2 separate regions of the Homo sapiens genome follow, and region 1 is linked to region 2. A link is a contact called in ENCODE Hi-C data. All regions are on one chromosome and are shown on one strand. Each heading gives the region's core, a stretch centred on a gene start or an enhancer-like site at or near the end of the contact. The rest is flanking DNA. Distances are from core to core; before and after follow the strand shown. Region 1 holds the start of NUP205 (nucleoporin 205). Region 2 holds the start of LRGUK (leucine rich repeats and guanylate kinase domain containing).

Region 1 (6,453 bases), core at 1,979-4,478, 1.4 Mb after region 2:
CTCCTGACCTCAGGTGATCTGCCTGTCTTGGCCTCCCAAAGTGCTAGGATTACAGGCGTGAGCCACCGTGTCCGGTCATGTTTTTTTGTATTTAAAAATCACTTTCAGGCTGGGCACAGTGACTCATGCCTGTAATTTCAGTGTTTTGGGAAGCCGAGGTTAAGAGTTCGAGACCAGCCTGGCTAACATGGCAAACCCCCGCCCCCCGCCATGTACTAAAAATACAAAAATTAGCCGGGTGTGGTGAAATGCCCCTGTAATCCCAGCTACTCAGGAGGCTGAGGCACAAGAATCGCTTGAACCCGGGAGGTGGAGGCTGCAGTGAGCCAAGATTGCACCACTGCACTCCAGCGACAGAGTGAAACTGTGTCTTGAAATAAATTAATAAAATAAAATAAAAAATAAAAATCACCTTAGGAGTCCATGAAAGGAAGATCAGATGGAAATAAGAAAGACAAATGAGAAGGCTATTGCAAAATACCAAGTTTAAGAAGATGAGACTTGAACAATGGCATAGAAAGCAGAGAAGAGGAAAAGGGTTCCAGAAATATTTGTGAGGTAGAATGAACAGGATTTGACAATTGAAGGAAGAATACAGAAAGAATCCCAGGTTTCCGATTTTGGCAACTGGGTGGGGATACAGGTGGCAGAGTTTTAGGGGAAAAGTGATCATTTACGTTTCAGACATGTTGGTTTTGAAACGCCTGTGTGGCAATCAATACAGATATGAAGTAGAGAGTTGGTTCTACAAATATGAAGCTCAAGAGAGAGGACTGGACTAGAGATACAAACACAGAATTCATCAGCAAGCAGGTGGTAGTAAGAAACCATAAGATGTCCCACAGAAAGCATGTAGAATGAAAAGGACAGAAACTAGAGATGACTATAGGGGAAGAGCTAGATTTAGTGGGTAGAAGAGGAAGAGAAGTCCACGTAAAACACTAAAAAAGAACTGGAAAGAGGAGGAAAACCAGTATCATTGGTGCCCCAGTAGCCACAGGATAATATAATTTTGTTTCTTTCTTTTTCTTTTCTTTTTCTTTTTTTTTTTTTGAGGCAGAGTTTTTACTCTGTTACCCAGGCTGGAGTGCAATGGTGCGATCTCGGCTCACTGCAACCTCTGCCTCTGGGGTTCAAGCGATTCTCCTGCCTTAGTCTCCCAAGTAGCTGGGATTACAGGAGTCCTGTCACCACGCCCAGCTAATTTTGTATTTTTAGTAGAGACAAGGTTTCACCATGTTGGCCAGGCTGGTCTCGAACTCTTGACCTCAGGTGATTCTCCCACCTCAGCGTCCCATAGTGCTAGGATTACCGGCGTGCGCCACTGCACCCGGCCTATAACTATCATAATTCAGAAAAGTGCCCATGGAATTTGATGACTGATAACTGGTAAACATACCAAGCGCAGTTTTAGAGGGGCTTATGATGGCAATATCCCAATTGCTACGAATTGAAGAAGCCTGTGAGAGAATGCTTGTAAAGTGTAATGACAGGTGAAGAGGAGTTGCTGGAATTTAAAGAGTTACTTTATAGAAAGCAAAGTTATCTACTGAGAGGGAAGCGTGTGGGCTTAAAAAGTGCATGTGGAGAGGGAAAGGCTTGTAATAGCTGTGCTGAGAGAGAAATCTTTGAATGCCGCTTCCTGTCAAGTTCCTGCTCAGTATTCTTCTCAGTTTCATGATAAACTTCTTGAAAAATTCCTTTGCGTTTACTTTCTCTCTTCCCCACTTCACTCCTTAAAACCACTTTAATCGTAGTTTGGCATTTGTCTCTATATATCAATGACTTTTAGAAAAAATCACCAGTGATTTTTGTGTTTCAAACCTAATGTACATTGTGTCACTTGATATTATTTGTTCAAAAGAATAAATGTTCTGTTCTGGATATTCTTTTTTTTTTTAAATGGAGTCTCACTCACTCTGTTGCCTAGGCTGGAGTGCAGTGGTATGATCTCAGCTCACTGCAACCTCCACCTCCCGGGTTCAAGGGATTCTCCTGCCTCAGCCTTCCGAACAGCTGGGGTTACAGGTGCGTGCCGCCATGCCTGGCTAATTTTTGTATTTTTAGTAGAGACGGGGTTTCACCTTCCTGGCCAGGCTGGTCTCAAACACTTGACCTTAAGTGATCGCCTGCCTTGGCCTCCCAAAGTGCTGGGATTACAGGCATAAGCCACTGCGCCCTGCCAGTTCTGGATATTCTTAACATACTCTATGCTTTTGTCTAAATTATTTGATTCTGATTTCCAACAGTGAAATGGGAATGATGGAGAGTTAATACAATGAGATTGTAAGGCACATGGAGCGTCTCTGACATAAATAGTTATAATCATATCATTTTCCCAATAGAATGGTTTGCAGGGATTAAATGAGATAATGGCTATAAAATTTTTCTTAATACATAGCTGTAAATAGCAATGATTATTTACATTTTAGTTTGAAAATCAGCAAACTAAAATTTAACAGCTGAAGAAAGAGTTCAGCTACTTTGGGTGCTCAGGTAGAAAAATACTTGGTGATTATGAAACGATATGTCTGGAATCTGTTTCAAACTAATCGGGGGCGGGGGGTGGGGAGGGGAGGGTGTTGGGGTGGTAAGGGTGGGTTGGGGCTGCCGTGGTGGGAAATTGGCCACGTTATTGATGCTGAGTGTTTGCTATTCTAATTTTGTATCCGTTTGAAAATTTTATAATTAAAAATTATGATTTGTTTCGCTCTACGCAACTATGTTGACAGAATATATTTGGTAAACTGAAATGTCACGGAAACTTAGTTTGTAACCGGTCAGTGGCTTTTTGAGGTGTAGACACTTCATACCTTACTTCACTCCCCACTGTAAGGAAGATTTAACTTGAAGCGGAGATAATGATTTGAATTTACGGCTTTTATAATGTCATAAATGGGCGTCATTTTAATAACTACTCTCAGAATATCTTTTTCTATTCCACTTTACTTTTTCCTCTCCACTTAACCAACTCATCATTAGAAACTACAAGTCCCAGGATGCACTACACGATGAACGTCGGATCGAGGACCTCGTGTCTCTGAAGTGGTTGCCCTCGCCTTATTTGAATGGGAATAATCCCAATGAAAATTGATGTTTGTGACCCAGAGCAGATTCTGGAGCCTTTTGTACGCCTGGGACGGCCCAGCGTGGAGGGGACAGTGTGGTGCCTTTTTGTTCAGGCTTCGCTCAGGTCAGCCTCACCCTTTCCCGGGGCCTCCATGCGGCAGAAGGGCTCTGTTAGTGCGCCTCTAAGATGGCGACGCCTTTGGCGGTAAATTCGGGTAAGTGTGGCCAGACAGAAAGACGATTGAGCTGAGCGATAACCAGGTCTTCATGGAGAGACGAGACCGTGAGGTTTCTCGGAGTCTAGGACCCCACTTATGTGCGGTGCCTGCTTTTCCCTAATTCTGGGCCTAGAGTCCCACCCCTCCCCAGTTTGAATGGCGCGCGTCGGTGCTGCGGCTCCAGCCCTCGAGTTGGGGTTTGAGATTCCAGGCAGTGAGGCTTGGGCCGCTGGACCCAGGTGTGTAATCTCTCACAGCCCAGGGCTGAGTCTGGTCCCCCTCACCCCCAAGTTTCACTGTGCGTCTGTGGTCCCGATTTCGCTGGAATACGCATCAGGTCTTCCACAGTGAAGCCAGAGGACCCGAGATATTTTCCAGCCATGAGCAGAGGCTGAAAGTAGGCGTCGGAGTTCCTTATAGGGTGGGAGATCTTGCAGGCAGCGAATACTCCCTATTATGAAGTCGGCCATCTGAAAGGTGGTCAGGAAGAGGGTGGCGGGGCTTCAGCAGACGTCTTCTAACCCTGCGGATGTGGTTAGGCCCTGGATGTTCTTGTACCTTTGGAGCTGTAGATTTTCGGGGTGGAATTGAATCTAGAAGGTAGTAAAGGAACTCTGGAAGATTTGGGGTGGATCCTCTTTCGGTGATTCTCAATTCGGGCCGTACCGCCCTCCAGTGGTGTTTGAATGAGTGAGTGCATTTTGATTGTCATATTTCCTGGGGTACACTGCTGTCGCATAGTAGGCGGGGCAAGGATGCAGAAAGTCCTTCATGGTCAGAGCAGTCCGGAAAAATAATTTGGTGCCTAGAATGTTAATGCCTCGATTGAGATGCTCTGAAGTTCGCGGGCAAGATTAAGAGTATATCTGTGTGGTAAATGCTTGTGAGAATCTCACTTAAAAGGACTCTTTTTTAAAGTATTGGTTCTATTTTCCACAGGACTGATATTCTTGAAAAGTTGTCTAAATCTGTTTTGTAAATCAAATCATTTCAGAAAAGCTATGATAAATTATAATGAAGGCTATGTTTACTGAACACATACTATATCCCAGCATTGCACTTATTATCGTGCTTATCTCATTCAGTTCCCGTTTATACACCTTTGGAGTAGTTACTGTTACATACTCCGTTTTACAGATTTGGAAATAGAGGCTTCAAATAGTTACGTAATGTCCCCAGAGTTAAACATCTAATGATCTAAGTCAGTCTTAGGTGCTTAAACTACTTAGTGCTACTGCTTAAGCACAACCTAATTCATTTTATGATATTAGACGTATATATTAGAAGGTTAGTAATGAAGTTACATGCTTAATATTGCGGTCCTTCCTTCCCAATTAGATATGCTTAACGTGTGGTTGTATATAATACATTTCTCTATTTTATTTTATTTTTTAATTTTTCTTTTTGAGATGGAGTCTTGCTCTGTCTCCCAGGCGGGAGTGCAGTGATGCGATCCGCGATCCTGGCTCGCTGCAACCTCTGCCTCCCAGGTTGAAGCAATTCTCCTGCCTCAGCCTCCTGAGTAGCTGGGATTACAGGCATGTGCCACCACGCTGGGCTAATTTTTGTATTTTTAGTAGAGGTGGGGTTTCTCCATGTTGGCTAGGCTGATCTCGAACTGCTGTCCTCAAGCGATCTTTCTGCCTCGGCCTCCCAAAGTGGTAGGTTTACAGGTGTGAGCCAGTACGCAAGGTATACACATTTATTTTCCTTTTTTTTTTTTTTCTTTTTTTGAGATGGAGTCTCATCCTGTCCACCCAGGCTGGAGTGCAGTGGCGTGATCTCGGCTCACTGCAGCCTCCACCTCCTGGGTTGGAGCAACTCTCCTGCCTCAGCCTCTGAAGTAACTGGGATTACAGGCGCCCGCCACCATGCTTGGCTAGCCTGGCTAATTTTTTTTTGAGATGGAGTCTCACTCTGTTGCCCGGGCTGGAGTGCAGTGGCACGATCTTGGCTCACTGCAACGTCCGCCTCCTGGGTTCAAGCGATTCCCCTGCCTCAGCCTCCCGAGGGGCTGGGATTACAGGCGCCCGCCACTACACCCAGCTAATTTTTTGTATTTGTAGTAGAGAAGGGGTTTCACCATATTGGCCAGGCTGGTCTCGAGCTCCTGACCCCGTGATTCACTCCCTTCAGCCTCCCAAAGTGCTGGGATTACAGGTGTGAGCCACTGCGCCTGGCCAATTTTTTTTGTATTTTTAGTAGAGACGGGGTTTCACCATGTTGGCCAGACTGGTCTCAAACTCCTGACCTCAGGTGATCCGCCTACCTCGGCATCCCAAAGTGCTGGGATTACAGGCGTGAGCCACTGTGCCTGGCCTATATACATTCCTTTAGTACATACTCGCCCTAAGCTATTATAATTATTAAACAAATCATTGGAGGGAAAAGGAGTTGCCAACAGCAGCAAAGAGTGTACATTGTATAATAAAGCCTTGTGTCAGGAGTGTTTAATTGGCAACATAGGAAACATTTTTAAAAGCCAAGAGTCAGGAGCTGGTTTTTTAAAAAACTAAACGTCTTAGGGAAGGAACTCTTTTTCCATCAAGGAATGAATGTTGGGTTGAGTGGGTAAAGGAAATGTGTCATATACATGCAATATGCATAATACATATACATGCATATACATAACATAACGTATACATGCATATATATAGTATCCTTATGCAGCCTTAAAAAGGAAGGAAATCCTGTCACATAAAACAACGTGGATGAAACTTGAGGACATACTAAGTGAAATAAGCCAGTCACAAGACACAAATACTACATGATTCCACTTATATGAGGTATCTGAAGTAGTCATACTCATAGAAACAGAAAGTAGAATGGTGGTTGCCAGGGGCTGGGAAAGGGGAAAGTGGGGAGTTGTTTAGGGGGCATAGAGTTTCTGTTTTGCAAGATGAAAAAAGCTGTGAAGATCTGTTGCACAATGTGAATACACTGAACACTGCTGAACTGTACACTTAAAATTTGTTGAGATTGCATTCTATGTTATGTGCTTCCTTTAAATTACAGTTTTAAAAAATCAAACATCTTGGAGTTGTAAGGAAAAAATACAGAGATTGTAGAGTTCTAAGACCTATGGTTGGCCAGGTGTGGTGGCTTATGCCTGTAATCCCAGCACTTTGGGAGGCTGAAGTGGGCAGATCACCTGAAGTCAGGAGTT
Region 2 (2,569 bases), core at 70-2,569:
AAAACGATCGAGATTTGCATTTTTACACTTTCTGCCTGATTCTTCCCTATGTCACTTAGCCGAAGCCAGGCCCTACGAGGGTAAGGGTGGGGAAAATTCCCTTGGAGGAATCTCTACTTATTGGAAAAAGAAATAAGCAAAAAGCAAGATGAGCCTGGCAGAAAGAGATATTTTGCTTGTGGCCTTTACATTTATGACTAGCAAGATAATGAAGGAAGGTAATTCTGAAAGCTTTATGTCAGTTTTAACGGTCCCTCAAGCACTGAGAAAGATAATCGTCAATGGATGGTGTCCATAAGGATTTTTTCTCCTTCTCCCCTGACAGCCATTGACAGGATCATTTTGTATTTGCAACTGCTGTCATTGAAGCGTGCAGAAAAGGCCCTGTAAGGCCAGAAGGATGAGGGCTACTTCCCTGCAAGGATCTCTATTGTCATCACTATGGCAATAATAGTTACTATAATTTTCATTCTGCTTTTCTATAGAGTGTCGACGTTGTGGAGCTTAAGGCTATGGGATTTGGGTCACATAAAATCACACTAGCATAAAATCGTGCTTTGTTATCTTGAAAGAGTATTTTTTTTAACTGCAAAGAGAGCCTGTGCAACAAGATTAAAATAATTGCCAATGCAGGTCACTTGACTAATATAATTATTTATGGGATGCTAATAGCTTTTCAGACGCTTTCAGATACAGTGTCAATTTGACAGCAGTTTTTTCTCTCTCTGTTTGGATTGTAAGACCACTGCCAGTTTTTCTCCCCAAGGACAAGGCTTATCATTGGGGGGTGGGGGTGGGGAATGTAAATTAATTGGAAATCAGCTCTCAGGCGTCGTCTGGTAGTTTCTCTTTATTATCTGCAATTAAATCATAAGGACAGGAACCATGCCTTCTATTTCACTTATATGCACCCTCATCTCCTAGCGTCGCGCTTTGCATAAATTTCAGTGGTACTAGCTTTCCTACAGACTGCTTTAGAGACATTAGACACTTCTAAAGTACGACTCTGCGGAAAGAGCCCTTTGGGAATGAAGCGGCAACGGTGGCGCACCTGCGATCCTATCGTGGGATGACAAAGCTCTAAGAGGGGTCTCAGGGTAGGGAGGAAACAGCTGGAGACAAAGAAAGGGGGTGTAGCGAAAAGAGGTGAAAACAGGAAAGATAAGCGAACAGAACAGACCAAAGAGAGAAAAATAACAGAAGAGACTGAGAAAAAGAAAAGTCAAGTGGAGCGCCCACTGCCCCGCCTGCAGAAGGCGAGTACGCGCGGAGGAGACTACAGGCCCCAGAATCCTCCGCGGTTCCCCTTGCCTGGGGTCAGTCTCCTAGGCAACCCCGCTAAACAAGATGGCGACCTCCGAGAGGGCTCTCCTGAGGACCAGAGCTGCCTCTCTCCTGAGAGGCTTGGGCAGATCCCGAACTGGAGCCCGATCGTTACAGTTTCGCGCAGAAAAAGAGCGTCAGCCTTGCTGGTCTTTTCCCATGGGGCAGAAGACGAAAGGCAGCTCTAACATAGCCTCCTCCTACCTGCTCCAGCAGCTCATGCACCGCTATCAGGAGCTGGACTCGGACGGAGATGAGGACCAGGGCGAGGGCGAGGCGGGATCCGAGGAGTCCTCAGAGTCCGAAATGCTGAATTTGGAGGTGTGTCTTCCCCCCCACCCCGTACTCCCTGGCTCCCTCGTCCAGCCCTGTTACTTCAGCGGCAGCTCCCCGATGCACCCCCACCAGCCCGAAGCTTCCCACACCTTCTCAGGCTCTCTCGCCTCCAGGAACGCCTCTTCCCCCTCTTTTCTTCCCCTGTCTTTTACCCCGTTTTCTCACCCCCTGCCTGAAATAGCTCTAAATAGTTCCTTTCTTTTTTCATTAACACATTTGATTTCTTATGAGTCGAGTTAACACAGCGTCACTTTGTAAGAGTGTCTAGATAATTGTCTGGGAATTATGGCTTTAGCTTTTTCAAAATTATACTTTGACAGTATTGTGAATAGGCAGAGTTCATCTCTGACATTGCCAGCACCTGTTGCCCATGGCTATGACATACTTCCACACTCTTCCTCAGTTCTAGTCCCGTCAGCCTCCCTCCAGGAAAAAAAAAAAAAAAAAAATCCGCTTTTGAAAGTGCTTCTTCAAAGACTAAGTGACTTAAAAGTTGAATACATTACTTCTGTCGGGGGCATATGCCTTATACAAGCAACATGCACACACACCAGAAAAGAGCCTTATAATGTTCGAACAGCCAGCTCATTGTGGGAATATTTTAGGATGTGGGGAATGTTCCCATCATCCCACCCATATTGACTGGGATGGCGGCTTCGCGTTTCACATGACTGCCATTCCCTCCTTTCTACAATATCTCTTCTGACCACCACACAATTCCTCTTCTTTCTTATGCTTATTATGGTCCTTTTCCTTTCTTAGTCCATTGTTGTCTTCTTGTCCTTTTCCACTTCTCATCACATCACTTCTTTTCTCTTGGCTTCTAATAAATTGCTTTCTTTCAAAAGCGTAATTTAATTTGCTTCCTTTCTATTTTGTTTATGTTTTTGAGATGGAGTCTGGCTTTGTC

The links. Hi-C counts contacts between places; a loop is a spot of excess contacts on that map. Pooled maps may share reads with other maps.
Region 1: a loop to region 2 is called in a map of B cell, with 23 times the contacts of the local background. The contact joins the promoter of NUP205 here to the promoter of LRGUK in region 2. A Hi-C loop is called at or near these places in 4 of 168 maps with a recorded cell type or tissue (B cell, CD8-positive, alpha-beta T cell and naive thymus-derived CD4-positive, alpha-beta T cell) and 10 of 50 pooled maps.

Annotation. Positions count from the first base shown.
Region 1 is chr7:135,554,689-135,561,141 of GRCh38, forward strand. It overlaps NUP205 (nucleoporin 205), which reads left to right and starts at 3,229. Exons shown (of 43, transcript NM_015135.3): 1 at 3,229-3,284. The coding sequence starts at 3,257. RefSeq lists enhancers at 3,070-3,199, 3,580-3,629, 3,690-3,749, 3,820-3,939.
Region 2 is chr7:134,126,021-134,128,589 of GRCh38, forward strand. It overlaps LRGUK (leucine rich repeats and guanylate kinase domain containing), which reads left to right and starts at 1,320. Exons shown (of 20, transcript NM_144648.3): 1 at 1,320-1,644. The coding sequence starts at 1,348. RefSeq lists enhancers at 1,173-1,222, 1,333-1,602.